2 separate regions of the Homo sapiens genome follow, and region 1 is linked to region 2. Evidence: chromatin loops called from intact Hi-C (ENCODE). Cell type or tissue: natural killer cell. All regions are shown on one strand. Links, peaks and the distances in the headings refer to the core of each region. The heading gives the core; the rest is flanking DNA. Region 1 has its middle 25 kb from the start of CSF2. Region 2 has its middle 16 kb from the start of ACSL6.

The links. A loop is a pair of places that touch in the nucleus more often than their neighbours do. Peaks named below come from ENCODE experiments on the same cell type or tissue, not always from the same donor. Only the 100,000 strongest peaks of a DNase experiment are listed, where the experiment ranks them.
Region 1: a loop joins it to region 2, with 5 times the contacts of the local background. A loop is called at or near these places in 2 of 110 quality-filtered maps.

What each region holds. Positions count from the first base shown.
Region 1 is chr5:132,094,419-132,102,750 of GRCh38, forward strand. No RefSeq gene overlaps it. Among named protein-coding and RNA genes, the nearest start is that of CSF2, 25 kb to the left of the region's middle. RefSeq lists enhancers at 1-929, 3,758-4,052. In natural killer cell, for the core only: no CTCF peak of the experiment used is centred there; DNase peaks (open chromatin) are centred at 1,263, 4,883 and 7,993; H3K27ac peaks cover 1,929 bases.
Region 2 is chr5:132,023,499-132,031,830 of GRCh38, forward strand. No RefSeq gene overlaps it. Among named protein-coding and RNA genes, the nearest start is that of ACSL6, 16 kb to the left of the region's middle. RefSeq lists silencers at 1,344-1,544, 3,843-3,892, 6,820-6,999. In natural killer cell, for the core only: no CTCF peak of the experiment used is centred there; a DNase peak (open chromatin) is centred at 3,383; H3K27ac peaks cover 1,413 bases.

The DNA.
Region 1 (8,332 bases), core at 17-8,016, 71 kb after region 2:
TTGTTGGCAGGGGCCTCGGGGCAGGCCTGTGGAGGATAGGGAAATGGAACAGTCCTGGCAGTTCAGGTGGCTGGGGGCTGGGACCTTTGGACAGGCTGTATATTAAGCAGGTTTCACGCGACGCCTCCCCTTCTGAGCATTCCCCATGGCCTCGCTAGTGCAGGATGGACAGGAACTGTACTCAGGTCCAGGTGACAGCTCATGCCTGGATTTTCCCAAGGGGGCGGATCCAACCAGTCCACCAGTCCGTTCTGGCAGCTTTAAGCTCCTCTCAGACAGGGTGACATCCAACTGTTTCAAGGGCTTTCCAGTGGGCTGCACTTGTTCTGTCCCACAGGATCTATAGGGAAACCCCAGCTCTGGGCAAACAGACCCCCACCCCCTGACTAAGGCCTCCAGAATCTGGGCCAGAGGCCAGGGTGGGGCAAGACACTGAGTCAGGACAGCGGTTTTCTGGCTTCCTTAGTTTGTGTCCACAGACATCCTCACTATCCTAGGAGATGACCCCAGCAGGAATGGGGAGCTGAAGCCTGAAGAGTCACTGAAATGATTTACATAATTTCCTTAATGCTCACCACGATCATGTGAGAGAGAGAACATGACCCGTTTCACAGACGCATCACTGAAGCTGTGAGCAGAGAAACGACTTGTCTGCCAGACAGTGGCAGATACAACACTTAAACCAAAGTCTCTGAGTCTCCTCAGGTGCCCTTTCATCACTCTTCCTGCTACTTGGCATCAACCAGCCGGGATGAGACACTGAAAGGGATGCCAGGTCTTTGTTATGTTGCATCCAAATGCTAGCTAGCCCCTGCCAGCCCATCCACCACACCCGGGCTGCCTCTCATATCTAGTATCTCAGCCCTCCAGACCCTCACTCCTCCTTGAGACTCTAGCCCCCAGTCCCCAGTTCCTCCCAGACTTCCCAGACTCTTCACAATCACCAGTGTGGAGGAATCCATTGTACCAATGAAGAGTCTAAAACACAGAGAAGCACAGGGAGCCAGGTGCAGAGAGCACATGGATATGACACTTGCCCTATGGCAGCTGCCCTAGTGTCCATGAATGGCAGAGAAGTGGGACAGTAGCCCTGCGTCTTAACCACCACAGTGAGGACAAGGGTGAGGCTGCTGGGGCAGTCCCAGCTCCAGGGCCTTTGGAGGGGATCTCCTCTCCTTGCTCTCCACAGGAAGCATGTGGTGCTGGCCAGCCAGCCACAGAGGTCTGGGCATCCCCAGGGAGCAGCACAGAGGTGCCCGGCAGCCCCCACCTCTCCACCCTTCAGCCCTCTTCCCACCTCTATCACGCTGGCAGCCACACTTCTTATCTCCAGGACTTGGCTTCCTGTTGCTTTTAAAGAGACCCGTGGCCTACTGGCTGGCATCCACTAGGCCAAGAGGCCTTGCCCCGTAACTCCTGGGGTTATGGCAGGCTCATGCCTTGCTCGCCACAAGGAGAGGCTCTCCTCTCCACTCAGCACTCAAGTCAGCCTGAGGACTGCTTGACAGCCCAGTGACTGGCAATGTGAGCTCTTCTTAAGAATGGATTCATTCATTCATTCATTCATTCATTCAATAAATACTTTTTGAGTACCAATTTACCATGTTATCAGGCACTGTCCTGGGCATTAGGGCCATGCGGGACAAATTGTCTGCCCTCTTGATGCTTACAAGGTAGTAAAGAAGACAGTAAAGCAGTAAACAAAAGAATGCTCAAGATAATGTCAGTGGAGATAATAAAATAAAATACAGAGTGGAATAACAGGCATTGGAGACTTCAAAAGATGGGAGGGAGTGAGGGTTGAAAAATTACCTATTGGGTACGATGTTCACTATTCAGGTGATGGCTACACTGAAAGCCCAGACTTCACCACTACATAATATATCCATGTAACAAAACCACACTTGTGCCCTTTAAACCTATTTTTAAAATAAAAATAAAATAAATAGAATATGTGATGATGGCATGGAAGATTTTAGATGGTCAATGGGAGCCTTTCTGAGAAGGTGACATTTGGCTGAGACCTGACTGACAAGAAGGAGCTGGATTTATGTTTTTAAAGGATCCCTCAGGCTACTGTGCTGGCCAAAAGTCAGTAAGGGGATCAGTGAGAAGGTTTTTATATTTGCTTCGCCAGAGTTGATGGCCTGAACTGGAGAGTGAGGGTAAAAAGGGGGAGAAGTGGTCAAAGAAGGGCTCACAAAGGAATAGAGGACAGAGGCTGGGGCACAGGAGGCTGCCTGGGTTCAGTGCTCAAGGTCTTGGCAGGTGGAGGCTTTTCAACACCTCTACCTCTGCTCCTCAGTTGGCCTAGGTACTTGGAGGCCCCTGTCAAATGCCCTGGGACAGGGCCAGAAGTATCCAGAAGGAAGAGGGAACAGACAGCAAGGGAGCCCTGGGGCCAGGTCTAGCTGGGCTCTGTTCTCACTTGCAGGGAACTCTGACTCTAATCATAAAAAGAACTGAACTTGACATGCAGCAAGTGCCCTTCAACCTGGTGCTCTTGCATCTTGAACTGACAGAACTTTGACAGGTGGACGCCACAGCAGTTGCTTGTTGACTGCCTGGCACTCAGCACCTTGACCTGGTCATAATCCAAGCTGATGCCCAGATGATGCCCACTGAAGTTGTAGCTCATTGGTCATAAGGTGTCCAAGCTGGAATCCTCCTGGTCTGTAGCAGCTTTTGAGCTCCTGGCCATGGGGAGAGCAGAGAGCAATGTTTGAACAGTGGTAGTGGTAGAGCCGAGGGAAGGCGGCTGCCAGGAGGAGAGAGAGTCAATTGTCATCAGAGGTCCACTAGTCATCTCCTGCTCACCACCAAAGAGAGCTCTCCTCTCCACTCAGCATCCAAGCCACAAAGATATCAAAGCAGAGGGCTGGGGATGCCAAGGTGAAGGGGGCAGAAATGGAAGCAAGGACAATTGAAGCATAAATGGGAATACCAGGGAAGAGTCAAGGGCCTTGTGTGAGCATTCAGTGTTGGGGCAGAAATTATCCATTAAAGTCACTCCAATCAGCAAATCTCAGTGGTGTGGGGCAGGGTGGATGTCTGTGACACATCCAGTAATATACCCCCTCACAGTTTGGTACCCGGTAGTGGGACCCCAATGGTCAGAGAGTATGAGAATTATGCCATTTTCAAACTGGGCTGCCCTGGACTCTAAGAATGAGCCCAGGAAAATGTTGAATCAGGATGATACTAGGCTTCCAATATAGAAAACATCATGGCTGAAAGGCAGGTACTCAAATGTTTTGCTTCTGCACAATTTTATAGCTTTCTTGAGAGACCATTTGGGAACTTGGCCTGTCTCTTGAACTGTTTTACAGGCTAATGAAGCCAGTGTATCTGAGATTCACATGCAAATGTCCACACTGGCAGGTGCCATGAATCAAATCTCCAGGATTTAAACAGAATAAAGATGAGATTCCTGTTCTCATATATGCCAGTTCTACAGGAGGCCTGCAAGTAGAACTTCTGGACCTAGAGATTTTGTTATCCTGAAGCTGTCAAAGATGTCTCATGTTTACCTGAGCCCTCACTCACCACCAACCAGTGTATAGAGCAGGGGTGTCCAATCTTTTGGCTTCCCCAGGCCCCAATGGAAGAAGAATTGTCTTGGGCCACACATAAAATACACTAATGATAGCTGATGAGCTTAAAAGAAAAAAGTCTCATAATATTTTAAGAAAGTTTATGAATTTGTGTTGGGCCACATTCAAAGCTGTCCTGGGCCGCATGTGGCCCACAGGCCGTGGATTGGACAAGCTTGAGAGGGATACTACAAACCTCAAGTTGTTCTTACGTTTCTACCCAGAGAGAAGGCTTTCTCAGACAGTGATCAAATGACTAAGCATGTGCACGGCTCTGGGTCTGAGCAGTCACCAACCTCAGCTGAAGAGGGAAGTTTGGGCACTTCTAAGGAATCTGTTTTGCTAGGCCTCACTATCTCATGCACCCTGACTTGGGCTGTCCATCATGGTGTCAGCACAGTCAGGTGGCCCCTCAGATAAAGCAATGTAACCACTGAAAACAGTTAATCACACAGGTACCACACAAATCTTACCGGACATTTCAGAGACATCTTTACAAACTAGCCTATTGTCCTAAGAATGATTTAAGTTTACTGTTAAAAATTCAAACAAGTAAAGAGCATCCCATATCCAAAGATGGCCCTTGGGTAGCATCCTTCCAGGTACCTGGATTTTCTCATCCATAAAGTCAAGTATATCCAATTATTCCCTGTATGAAAATGCTTCTACTATACAGACTATAACCTTTTTTGTTTTGTTCATTTAAAAATTGTAATGTGCCACATGCCAACAATATTATTCAGAATCAAATGATTCAAATAGCTAAGATAAAGTTGTGACCTAATGTTAAGTCAGCCTACTGTCTTTTATAACAAAAGTGTAGTTTTGGAGAAAATCCTTCCTTTCTTGAACTACTGACAATGATTAACATTTATTAACAATGGTTAACCTTTCTCAAGCATTTACTAAGTTCTAGGCACAGTGGTACTAAGCATTTTTGCATATACTCATTCACTTAATTCATATAACAAGCCTCTCTGAACCTTTGTTCTTCATCTATAAAATGGGAATAATAGTACCTACCTCACAGGTAAGTAATTTTTCAACAGTCCCATAACAACCTGGGGGTGGGGGGACAAGGAGTGATATGGATGTCGGTGTGTGTCTGTAGAACCAAACTGTTCTGCTGAAGAGATCATGCCTCTTGCTCATGTGACACCAGCAGAGTGACTGATATGGAAACGGTGAGCACATAGATGGAGGCTGTCTGGGCGCCACAGTGCCCCGATGCAGAAACTCATCATCACATCAGTGTGTCAACATCACCGAGAAACCTTTGACAAATCTAAAGACCCTGTTAGCAACAGTGAAAGTTTCCTGAAGAGTGAGAAAACCACAGGGAGGAGGCTGTCTTGGCATCTGATTGGCACATTACTTCTACAGAAAGGCAATTAGTCAAATTGGTTTGGGGACCCCAGCTGTTCATGCTTCACCACCTCTTTGAGAAAGAAAAAGGGAAAGTGACATTTACTAAGAGCTTGCTAGTACTAAGACCTTTCATATATTATCATATTTAACCCTCACTACAGCCTGTGAAGTATAATTATCCCATTTTATGTGTGCTAAAGTGAACTCCTAATCTTCCCCTTCATGCCTGCCCCACATATAGTCTTCTTGTCTCAGTTGAGGTCAAATCCTTCTTTCCAGCTGCTCAGAGAAAAACCCTTGGAGTCATCCTTAACTCTGATCTCTCTCTCATACTCAACATCTAAGCCATCAGCAAATGCTGATGATTCTTCTTCCAAAACAGGTCCAGAATCCAACATTTCTCATTTCTCCCCACTTCCACTGAATCCATGATGATTCCAGCCACTATTATCTTCTAGAATATACTTCAGTGGAAGCCTAGCTAATTTCCCTGCTTCTACCTGTTCCCTGCTCTATAATCTATTCTCAACTCAGCAGCCAGAGTGATCCTGTTATGCTCTAGTCAGATCATAGCCCTCTGTTCAAAACCCTCTTGGAGTTCTGTGTTTTACCACAGAAAAGCCATAGTTCCCACAGTGGCCTGCAAGGTCCGCATCATCTTCCCCTTTATCTTTCCATCACTTTCTTTTCCCCTGTGACCCTCTCTGCTCACTCATTCTGCTCCAGCCACACTTGCCTCCATGTTGCTCCTTGAACACACCAGCCTCAGAGCCTTTGCGCTGGCTCTTCCCTGTGCCTAAAAGGGGCTAACGCCTTCAACACCTTCAAGTCTTTGCTCAGATGTTATTTTCTCAGAGATCTGCCATGTCCATACTGTTTAAGATTGCAGCCCCTTCTACCACCACTCCAAGCACTGCTTATCTTGCTCTGTTTTTTCCCATAGCACTTACCACTTTCTAACTTGTTAACAGCTTTGTTGCTTATTTTGTACCTCCCATGCCATGATACACATTTCTGAAGGCGGAACACTTACCTATTTCCTCTACTGATCACTCCCAAGTACCTAAACTAGTACCTGGCACATGGAAGCTACTCAGGAATTTATGTTGAGTGAATGAGTGAGTGAGTGCATGAGTAAATGAATGAATTTGACAGGGGCAAATTCAAAGTTACCAAACTGTCCAAGGTCTGGCAACTAGCAGGAAGGAGGAAGTGGCAGGAACTGGAGTCAGGTGTCTCCCACTCCAGAGGTCCGGCTATTTGCACCAAATACCTCTCAGGAAGAGTGAGGCGGAGGATCCAAAAGCAATGTGACTGCGGAACTTTTGCCTAAGTGACAGTCAGTGGATTCTTTTGGGGTTGGTGCCCATTCAGGGCTAGTCCTTCCTCCAGCTGCACCTGCATCTTCAGCTGGATTCAACACACGGTGGCCCGCCTGAGCACTGGCCTTGAGTCACCCAGAAAGGTATCAGTTGTGGTCAGCACTGATGATTAAGGTGATTGGGGAAGTATGAGAAACCCCTGAAAAGAATGTCTAACGAAGAAGGTTTCACTAATGTCTGGAGTTTGCCCATCTGTGTTATTTAAGAGGCATTCCCCCATGAACTCAGACTTCCACTTTTCTGAGGGCAGAGTAGTCACCTCACCTATACCCAGTTGTCCTCTCAATTTCTTGTCTGTAGTTTGTACGCAAACCATCATTCACCTGCCAAACCTTCCTCTAAACCTGCCCTGAATGCAACGCCTGCTCATTTGCCACTCCCACCTCCTCATGTGTGGCAAGGCATCCTCTTCCTGAATTGTCTATCCTGAGATGACGGTTACACCCTGAGAAGACGGTCTAAGGCTTTGAGGCTGAGTTATTTCTCAGCCCCCTCTGACCCACATCAATATCGGGTACCTGGGGAGGGTAGGTGGGTGATTACCTACTTCTGTGACTTCACGGGCATGAAAAGGGCCCTTAAAGACTTCCAAACATTTGGGTCATTGGGCCAATCCCTGGCTCCTCCAGAATCAAGGCAGCATGCAGGCCTTTGGAAAAAGAGGGATTACTTTCAAATAAACAAACAAACAAACAAATAATTAGAAACAACAAACATTCCTAATGCCACCTAAATGCCACCAACTGACAAGCAAAGCATGCGACTGCCCCCATGGCTTTGGTGGCAGGGCCCAGGGGCAGGCTCTCCTCGCTCCTCAGCCTGGCAGCGCTCCGCCAATTCCAACAGCAGGTACGCTCCTCAGAGGCACCAGTCGAGCCCAGGAGCTGGGGTGAGACACTCTAGGAGTTTGGGAGAAGGGGCTCACCAGGTGAGATTCCCACAGAGAGATGGGCTGCAACTAATTCTCCCTTTCTAAGGGAAGCCCACCCTGGGAATCCAGGTGTGAATGCCACACAGGCTGACACAGTCCTGTCTTTCTAAAGGCAAGGAGCTCTGAGTCCTGTGTGGTTTCCTGAAGGTGCTTCATGAACTACTTCCATTAATAAACTCTTTCATCTTAAATTTTTAAAATGAAATGAAACTGTCCTAGAAAGTTACAGACTGAGTCCCTCACCATTATTGATACCTTGGAGTACATGGGTCTTCCCTTGAGTAGATTTTCTGGGAGCTATTCTACCCACGTCCGTTTGTTGAGATCTTACAGGATTTCTTGCCCCAGTTAAATCTCCTGGGGTAGGCAAAGTGCTCAAGAAGTTGGAATGGGGCTGTGGGGTTCCACAAACAAGGGAAGCACCCAGAGGGCCCAACATCAGTACTCAGGGCCTCCTTGGCTTCTGGCCTGCAGCTGGGGAGGCAGGGCTGCAGTGCTGGAGGGGCATCTCTGTCAGCCTCCTGCAGCACAGGGGCCAGGGTCTGGGGGCAGCAATCACTTTGGTGACTAATAACCTAATCATGGAAAATTACAACTTCCTGAGCTAGGTATATCAGAGGTGGCCACAAAACTCTTTATGATGTGGCCAAAAATTCCTCCTACCACCACAGCCCTTGAAAATAGGTCAAAGACACCTTCTATGGAACTCTCAAAACAGGGCTTAGCTCACACCATCTACCTCCGTCATTGTGCTGCAAACACTGGAGCTTTTGTGAGAATGCTCTCCTCTTCTGCGGTTTGAGCTCAGTTTTGGCTCTGGGCTAATCATCTGTCCTGTCCTACTTGTCTTCCACAAGGGACCGACTGGTCATGAAGGCCATGAAGGCTGTCTGCTGTGTGTCCCTGGAAATGTCTGTCGACAGCCTCTCTAGGCAGAAGTGTTTCTTCTTGTGTACCAACCAAGACCTATAGGCCTCGCCTCATCTCCCAAGCTATACCTCACCACAAAGCAGAACAAGGGTGGACTAAGAACTGGCAGAGACTTATACTTGGCTTTC
Region 2 (8,332 bases), core at 232-8,231:
GGCCTTCCTGTGTCCTCTGGACTCTAGAGCAGGAAAATCCCGAATGTCCTGGAAGTTTTCACAGACCCTCCCTTCACCTCCTGCCCTGATCTGGCCCAGGATGCTGCTCCTGGAAGTCCTCGGTAGGGGTTGTTTCTTCTCATGGACCACACTAAGGTGGGTTTGGCAGATGGGCAGGACAGCAGCAGTCACAGATCATCTACTTACTCCCTGTGCTCCAGCTCCTTGTTTGACCCCCAGTCCAGCCCTGCTCTATCTTCTAGAGCTGGTTATGGTGATCCTCCCTAAAATGGAGTGCTGATAGTCTTTGGGGTTTCATGTGGCTCCTAAGTCAGCCATGGATAGATCTTGCCCTGATCTGTGCAGCTAATCATGTGGCTTCTTTCCCAGGTGTGGATGGGCCACTGGGCTGGAGTTCGGTGGCATGAGTGAAGAAATGACACAGCTCAGAAGGAGATGAATGCTTCCAAACTTTATCATGACACACGTGATGACTTGGCACCAGCTTATGGGGCTTCTCCCAGCCCAGGCACCATCAGCCTCCAAGGATGGCCCAGAACTTTAGGATCCTGTTCCTGCTCTCTTCTTCCAGGCCATCACCTCTGTGTCCCAGCTCTCCCCTTCCATGACTTTTACCCACACACATCCCATACAACACAGCCTCAGGATGGTCCAGCACTCGTGCCACTCTCCCTGCCATGCTGGCCATTGGGCCTCTACTCTCCCTCATCCTTTTATTTCCATTCCTGTCCAGCCCCAACTCTCTGATGCCCATGCCCCCAACTTCCTATCAATCACTTTTGTCAGTGCCCTGGGTTTTCCGTCTGTGCTGATGCCCCCGTGAATGGGGCTTAATCTTCCACTCCATTGTCCCCAGCCCGGGACCAGCCTGGGCTGCTGAGAAGAGGTGGGCATGGGTAGTTATAGCAGGGTGGGCTGTGTGCTCTGACAGAAAGACTCCAAGGGGTTTGGAGGCATAGGGCACAGGGGCTCCTAGCCCAGGGCTGCTCTGAGTCCAAGTTCAACACAGAACAGAGAAGAAAATGACTGTCCTGTGGCCTGGATGTTCCTTTTGGACCACAGCTGTGAACCACATGGGCACTAGCTCCAGCCATGATAGACTCTTACTTGAGTCCATTTTTACCGCCAAATATCGCACCTTTTCTCTTCCATTCACAGCAAAATTCCCTGATGGAGCCATCTACACTCACTATTCCTACTTCTCCACCTCATGGCCTGTCCTCCAAGACGTGACTTGTCAAGGTCACTAACACCACCATGTTGCCAAATCCAGGGTCCACGTCTTTGTTCTCATCTTGCTTTTTTGCCGGGCAGCCTTCCACTCAGCTGCAGGGAAACAGCTTCCTGAGTGTTTTCTTCTCTTGCTTCCATGACAGCACACACCCCAGGCTTTCCTGCCACCTCTCCAGATGCTCCTTTGTTCTCTCCTTTGCTGCTTCTCCTCAGGAGCTGTCCTGCCTCTAAGTGCTGGAATGCTCTGGGGCTGAGTCCTCAGAGCACAATTTACACATGCTTCTCGGTCCCCTCTCCCAGCCTCACAGGTGCAAGTACTGTCTACCTGCCAATGACAACTAAATTCTTATTTCCCACCCTGAGCTCTCTCTGGAGCTTCAGACTCCTATATCCACCTTTCCTCTTGGTAACTCACACCGGATATCAAGTGGTCTCTCCAGTGAACTACAGCCCTATGGACATCGGTGCAGATGCGCTTTCCTGGCATCCTTCCCACACTTCCTGCTCTGGTACGCAGATACTCCTAGTGTGAAAGCAACTGGTAGAACCCTGCATCATTGCCAAAGTGATTGGTCGTCTAAATTAAACAAAAGTTCAGGACTTTTGTTTAATGGCTTGACAGCAGAAACTTCTGCTGGTGGATGTCAGGACTGGAACCAGTGCAGCCATTTTGCCTTATTGAGGGATGCCAGACAGAGGACAAACCAACTGATGGAGAAGCGCTGAGCCAGCCATGCCAGAACCTGTACCACCTCTGGGCTTTTCAGTCACTGGAGTCTATGCAGTCCAACTGCAATCCTCCAGTTCACCCTTGCCTCTATCTTCTCATACCTCACATCCCGCCCACCTGTCAGCAGCTCCTTCCAGCTCTGTTTTAACGACAAATGCAGAGTCCATGGGTGACTGGCTGCTCTGCAGCTGCCCCCAGCTACCTGCCCTGCCATGGCAGGTGCCTCACTGGTCACCCCACTCCTACTCTTGTCTCCCTGCTTCCCACTCCACCACAGCAGCCAGGCTCATCTTTGAAAAACCTAAATGAGATCATGTCACTAGCCTGCCTGAAACTCTCCAACTTGGAAGAGAATCCAGAGTACTTATCAGGTCCACAAAGCCACGAGCGATCCAGCCCTGTCTACCTTTCTGGCTTATCCTCTCCATGGCCCCCACCCACTCATACTGGCCTCCTCTTCCTCGGAAACTCCCTGGTCACTCCCACCGCAGGCTCTGTCCCTGTTCCACTGCACCCAAGTTCTTCCTATGCCATTCAGGTCTGAGTTCAGATGTCCTCTCCTCAGGGAGGCCTGGCCTGTGGCCCAATCTCATGGCGCCCACCCAAACTCTGTCGCAGTCCCTTGATGGATGAATACCACTTATCACTATGGGACATTACCTTGTGTGTGCATGTGTTCACTTTTTAATTGTCTGTCTCTCTCCCTCCCTTGGTAACTCCTTGTTGGCAGGCCCAGCCCTGTTCCTTACTATGTCCTAGGTCCTAGCATTGCATTTGGACAGAATGTGAATTCCAGCAATGTTCGTGGCCATCATAGAAGCAGAAGGTGGTTGTGGCCTCGCTGGTGTGGGACTTTCTGCCCCACTGCACTGGAAGCCAGAGTTTTCCTCCAGGCCTCTGGGCAGAATAGAGGTGCAGATGCAGAGGGTTCAGGGGAGAATCTGTGAGGCTTTCAGAGACTGTGGCTCCAGAGAGTAGTTCACACCAGTTCCCAGATGTTCTATGGAAAAAGCATCAGAGAAAAGGGGCCTGAGAAACCTCTGTGGCTGCAGGCATGGGAAGCCCCAACTCAGAGAGGCCCTGGGGCAGGGTGTGTGTGGGGAGATCTCAAGTCATCCTGAGGCCTTTGGTCATACATTCCACATCTGCTGGGGTCTGGAGTTCCTGATGCCATAGTGACCACCCTGACCACTATGGGGTGGGTGATACCATCTGGGACAAAGTGGGCCATGGCAGGCCTCAGGTCAGACCTGGGACTCTGCTGGACCAAGGCTACTCAGGTCTGGGCTGGGGGCGGTGGGGCTGCTGTACACATTTCCTGGCACACGCTTCCTTTCTCCCATTTGATGAGCAAATGTTGTCATTGGCGCCTTGGCCACAGTTTCCTGCCTTCTTCTGAGATCAGAAGCCATAGTCACAGTCTCAGTGACTGCCCCACAAGGCTGGTCTTGGCTGAGAGTCAGCCAGACTACTTTAGAGACAGGGCCAGGCATGTGACGTCAGCCCACGCTCCCCCACCCCCACCCCAGCCCTTCCCAAGGTGGGCACTCTGTGATTCAGGGGACACATTCAGTGGCAGCCAGTTGGATGTCTTGGGGAGGGTCAGCTCTGGCCCTGGATGGACAGGATAGCTCTGGGTAGACCTGCACTCACCACAGGTATGATGAGCACCCTTCGGGCTCTGGGGAACCCCACTGAACCCGTGGCCAAGGGTACAGATGTAGGTACTGGGGGCCATCTGTGGACCAACATCCCTGGACTGTGATCTTCACCCAAGCTCTCCACAACCCAGGCTGGACATGCCTCATGCACACAGCCCTGCCCTCCTGAAGCCATGATTGGCCTGTGGCTTTCTGCAGAGCCACTCTCTCTTTCACTTTTCATGCTGCTTCCTCTGCCTGAATACCTTTCCCCACTGTCTTCACTCATGGGACACTCCTCCTGGAAGCCCTCCATAAACTCCCTGCCATCAGGGAGGGCACCCCTCTATGCTCTCAAAGGCCCTGGACAGTGTAGTTCTCTTTCTTTTCTTTTTTTTTTTTTGAAATAGGGTCTCACTCTGTAGCCCAGGCTGGAGTGCAGTGGTGCAATCTCGGCTGTCTGCAACCTCCCCCTCCCGGGTCCAAGCAATTCTCCAGCCTCAGCCTCCCGAGTAGCTGGGACCACAGGCATGTGCCACTACACCCGGCTAATTTTTGTATTTTTTGTAGAGACAGGGTTTCACCATGTTGCCCAGGCTGATCTTGAACTCCTGAGCTCAAAGTGATCCGCCCGCCTCAGCCTCCCAAAGTGCTGGGACTACAGGCATGAGTTGCCATGCCTGGCCAACAGTGTAGTTCCCAATGAGGCTGCAAATGATCTCCCCAAGTGCTGCCTTGACTACTTTATTTAACATTGCTATCCCTCCTTCTTCTTCTTTCAAGTATCTTTGGTTCCCTTATTCTGCTCTACTTTTTTCCAAAGCATTTATCAGCTTCTAACATCCCATACATTTTCTTACTAAAATCACATGTAGTATTAGTATTGTCTCTCTTTCTCCTTGCTGAACTTTACAAGGACAGGGATCTTTGGCTGTTTTCTTTACTTATACATCTTAAGCACTTAGAACAGTGTCTGGCAACTAGGAGGCGGTCAATAAATATTAGTGGAATTAATGAACCATAGCTGTCTCTTTACTTGTTGTTAAGCTTCAAGGGTAGGGCCTAAAGATGAGCCACCTCTGTGTACTCAGCACTCAGTGCAGGATTGTGGGCAGAGCAGGCATCTGTAAACTAAAGCCCTTGGCCTGCCATTCAAGGCTCCTATCATCTACAACCAAGCTTTCTTTCTAGCCTCATTCAGCAGAGTACAGCGGGAAGAAGTTCTGGCTAAACAGTTGGCCAGCTGCTTTGCCCTGTTCACTGTGGCTCACTCCAGGCTGCCCACTCTGCCAACACCTTTATCACTACATGAATGGGACAGGCTCTGCTAAAATCTCCTGCCAATGATCAGTGGTCACTTGTACCTGGGAGTGAATAATTCTAACATCTGAGCATGAGTGGGCATCAGTATGAGTTGTGTGTGACCATGGATACTGCTCTGGGGACACTCAGAAATAATTGAGGGATGGTGGAGGGGCATGGACGTGTGTGGGTCAGAGCAATTCCTGTAATGTTCCTATTGCTATAATTACATTTGAAGAGGGGTGAGTTACAGAATACAAATCAATGGGGGAAAGGATCAATTCTTCACTAATAGTGATGGGGAAAATGGCTTTTTAGGAACAAAACAAACAAAACAAAAGCTGGTTGAGATCCCTGCCTCATGCTTAATCACAACAAAATTAATTCCAGCTTGATTAAAAGCTAAATTAAAAAAAAAAAGCCCAACAACTAGAAGAAAAGTTTAAATACTTATCCTCTCATTGAATGGTAGAAGAGTTTCTAAATAAAAATCAATGAAAGAATTTATCCAGGAGAAATCAATGTATGTGTCCATATAATGAATGCCTGTTCATGAATGATTGCAGCTTTAGGTGTAGCGGCCCTAAATTGGAAACATCCCAAATTTCCACCAACAGAAAAATGGATAAACAAATTGAGGTATAGCCATACAATGAAATACTACTCAGCAACAAGAAAGAATGAACTTTACTTTTTTTTTTTTTTTTCTGAGATGCAGTTTCATTCTGTCACCCAGGCTGGAGTGCAGAGGCATGATCTCGACTCATTGCAACCTCTGCCTCCTGGGTTTAAGTGATTCTCCTGCCTCAGTTTCCTGAGTAGCTGGGACTACAGGCATACACCACAACACCTGGCTAATTTTTTATATTTTTTTGTAGAGACAGGGTTTCACTATGTTGCCCAGGCTGGTCTTGAACTCCTGGGCTCAAACAAGCCACCCACCTTGGCCTCCCAAAGGGCTAGGATTACAGGTGTTAGCCACTGCACCTGGCCTAGGTATGTCTTATATATAATAATATAGATAGATACGTGTACAACTCAGTGAATTTTTGCATATGCGTATATACTTGTGTAAGCAACACTCAATCAGGATCTAGAACATTTTCAGTACTCCAGAGGTTTCCCTCATACTCCCTCTTACTCAATATCCTCCCAAAAGAAACCAGAGAAAGGCCAAAAGGCTAGTAGATGTGCTCATATAAATTTCACTTTTATGTGTGAAAATCATCATGAATTATATTAACAAGTAAGTATCAGGCTGGAGAAAATATTTTCCACAAATATGACAAAACATTTCTCACCTTAATATGTGAGAAGCTCTTCTAAGAAAAACTCTTGAGGCCTCAATGGAAAAATGGGCAAAGCAAAGGAAAAGGGAAAAGGAAAGGAAAAGGAAAAAGGGAAAGGAAAGGAAAGGAAAAGAAGGAAAAAAGGGAGAGAGGGAGGGAAGAAGAGAAAGAAGAAGGAAGGAAGAAAAGAAGATATTCAATCACTTTTAGTCAACTAGCATTTATGATGGGACTACTGTCTAGGCATTGACTAGATGCTGGGATTATAAGAGGAAATAAGGCACAGTGCTCACAGTGCCATGAGAAAGATAAGCAAATGACAATTAAACGAGAAGGATAAAGTCTACAATCCACCTGGTAAGCACAGGTGCTATCTGAGCCCAGAGCAGTTATCTGACCCAGACATGGAGGTTTCCTGGAGGGAGCAGTGTCTGAGCTATGGTTTGAAGAGAAAGAGGTGGTACGAAGGCAGGAGAGGAGGAGGCCAGCATTCCAGAGTGAAAGAAAAACTTGCGTAAAGGCCTGGGAAGGAGAGAAAGGAGCATGAGTTGTTCAGGCCGGGTGAACCCAGGGTTCAGGGGCACAGGAGTGATGGGAGATAAGGCTGGAGGAAAAAGGGGCCATGACCTTGGACACAAGGCCATAGAGAAACTGAAGAATTTTGAGAAGCAGGGGAGTGAGATGCCTGGAGTTAAATTTAAGAAGACCACATCTGGCTCTGGGTGGGAGAGAGATTGACAGAGCAGGACTGGAGGGCAGGATTCTAGTGAGAAGCCTGTAGTAGACAATGAGTAAGAAGCCATGGGGTTGGGGGCAGGGGACAGGGCCAGGAAGAGTCTTCCCAACAGGATTGAGAGAGTGCTTGAAGGTAGAGGTGAGGTGAGCAGGTGATGTGAGGGTGAGGCGCAGGGGAGGTGAGGATGACCATGTGGCTTGAGTTTCTGGGTGGATGATGGTGGTAGTCACTGGGTGAGAAATGCTTTGGGAAGAGAGGGCTCAACTAGAGAAAGATGATCCAGCTTAGAATGTGGTAAGCTGGAGGTCGGGCACAACCCAGGGGAGACACTGGCCTAGAGGTGTCATGGAGCTGTGGAATGCTGGCTGTCCTGGTCTAAGTGGTAGAGTTCTAAGACTGTTTTGGAGTCAGACAGAGGCAGAGGAATAAGTTACAAAGTCTAGAAGGAGCTGTCAGGAGGATAACCAGAAAAACCAATAAGGCTGCTGCTGCAACAGGTTAAGGATTCTGAAACCATTTAGTGAAATCCCTGGAGTAGATACTCACTGAAATTGAACCCTCATGTGCTTCAACTATAGCAAGGACCTTAAGCAGTGCTCCTTTCAAAGCAGCCTCCTTGGGTAGTGGGCTCACAGCCCACACTGGAGGAGTGAAAAAGGAAATATGAGAGTAGGAGAGAACAGGATTTCTACCCAAACTCCTATCCCCCTCATTGTTGCTTGTGGTCCCTGGGCTCTGCTCCTTATAACTTTCCTTAGTTCCCAAGAAGTCAAAGAAAAATCGTAAGATGACAATTACATTAAAGGAAAATGTTAGGGGATATTACCCAGTTGTAATTTCCTGGTAAATTGTTATCCACAAGGCTTCCCCAATTCCCATGGAATGTGATGTATCTGAGACTTCCAGGGAGGGGTCAGAAACAGAAAAAACAAAACAAAACAAAACAAAACAAAAAAAACTTTTGAGTTTCAAAAGCCCAAACTCTTAAGGAATTTGGGACACAGGGAATGAATGCAAAATGATTTTGAGCTAGGCCTCTAGCCCAACTAGACAAAGGTTCCCTAGACTGGTAGGAGGGAGTATTTGGGGCGATGCCAGCCAGAGGGAAAGCGAAGGTCCCTAGGAAAAGTCCTGTCCCTCCCCCTTCTTGGCCAGAAGGATTTAAAGGATCTCGGTGTGGAAGGGTACCCTCTTCTCAGGTGGAGCTAGAGGTGGGTGAGACCACACAGTGGCCAATCTAGGTTGCTGGGCCAGAGACTCTCACAGAGATTACTGTGAACCTCCAGCTTGGCCCAGGAGCAACAGGATGGCTAGGGGCAACAGAGCCATCCAACCTCTTCCCCTCATGGCGGGGTGTCTGTGACCTGAGAGAGGGTCAGAT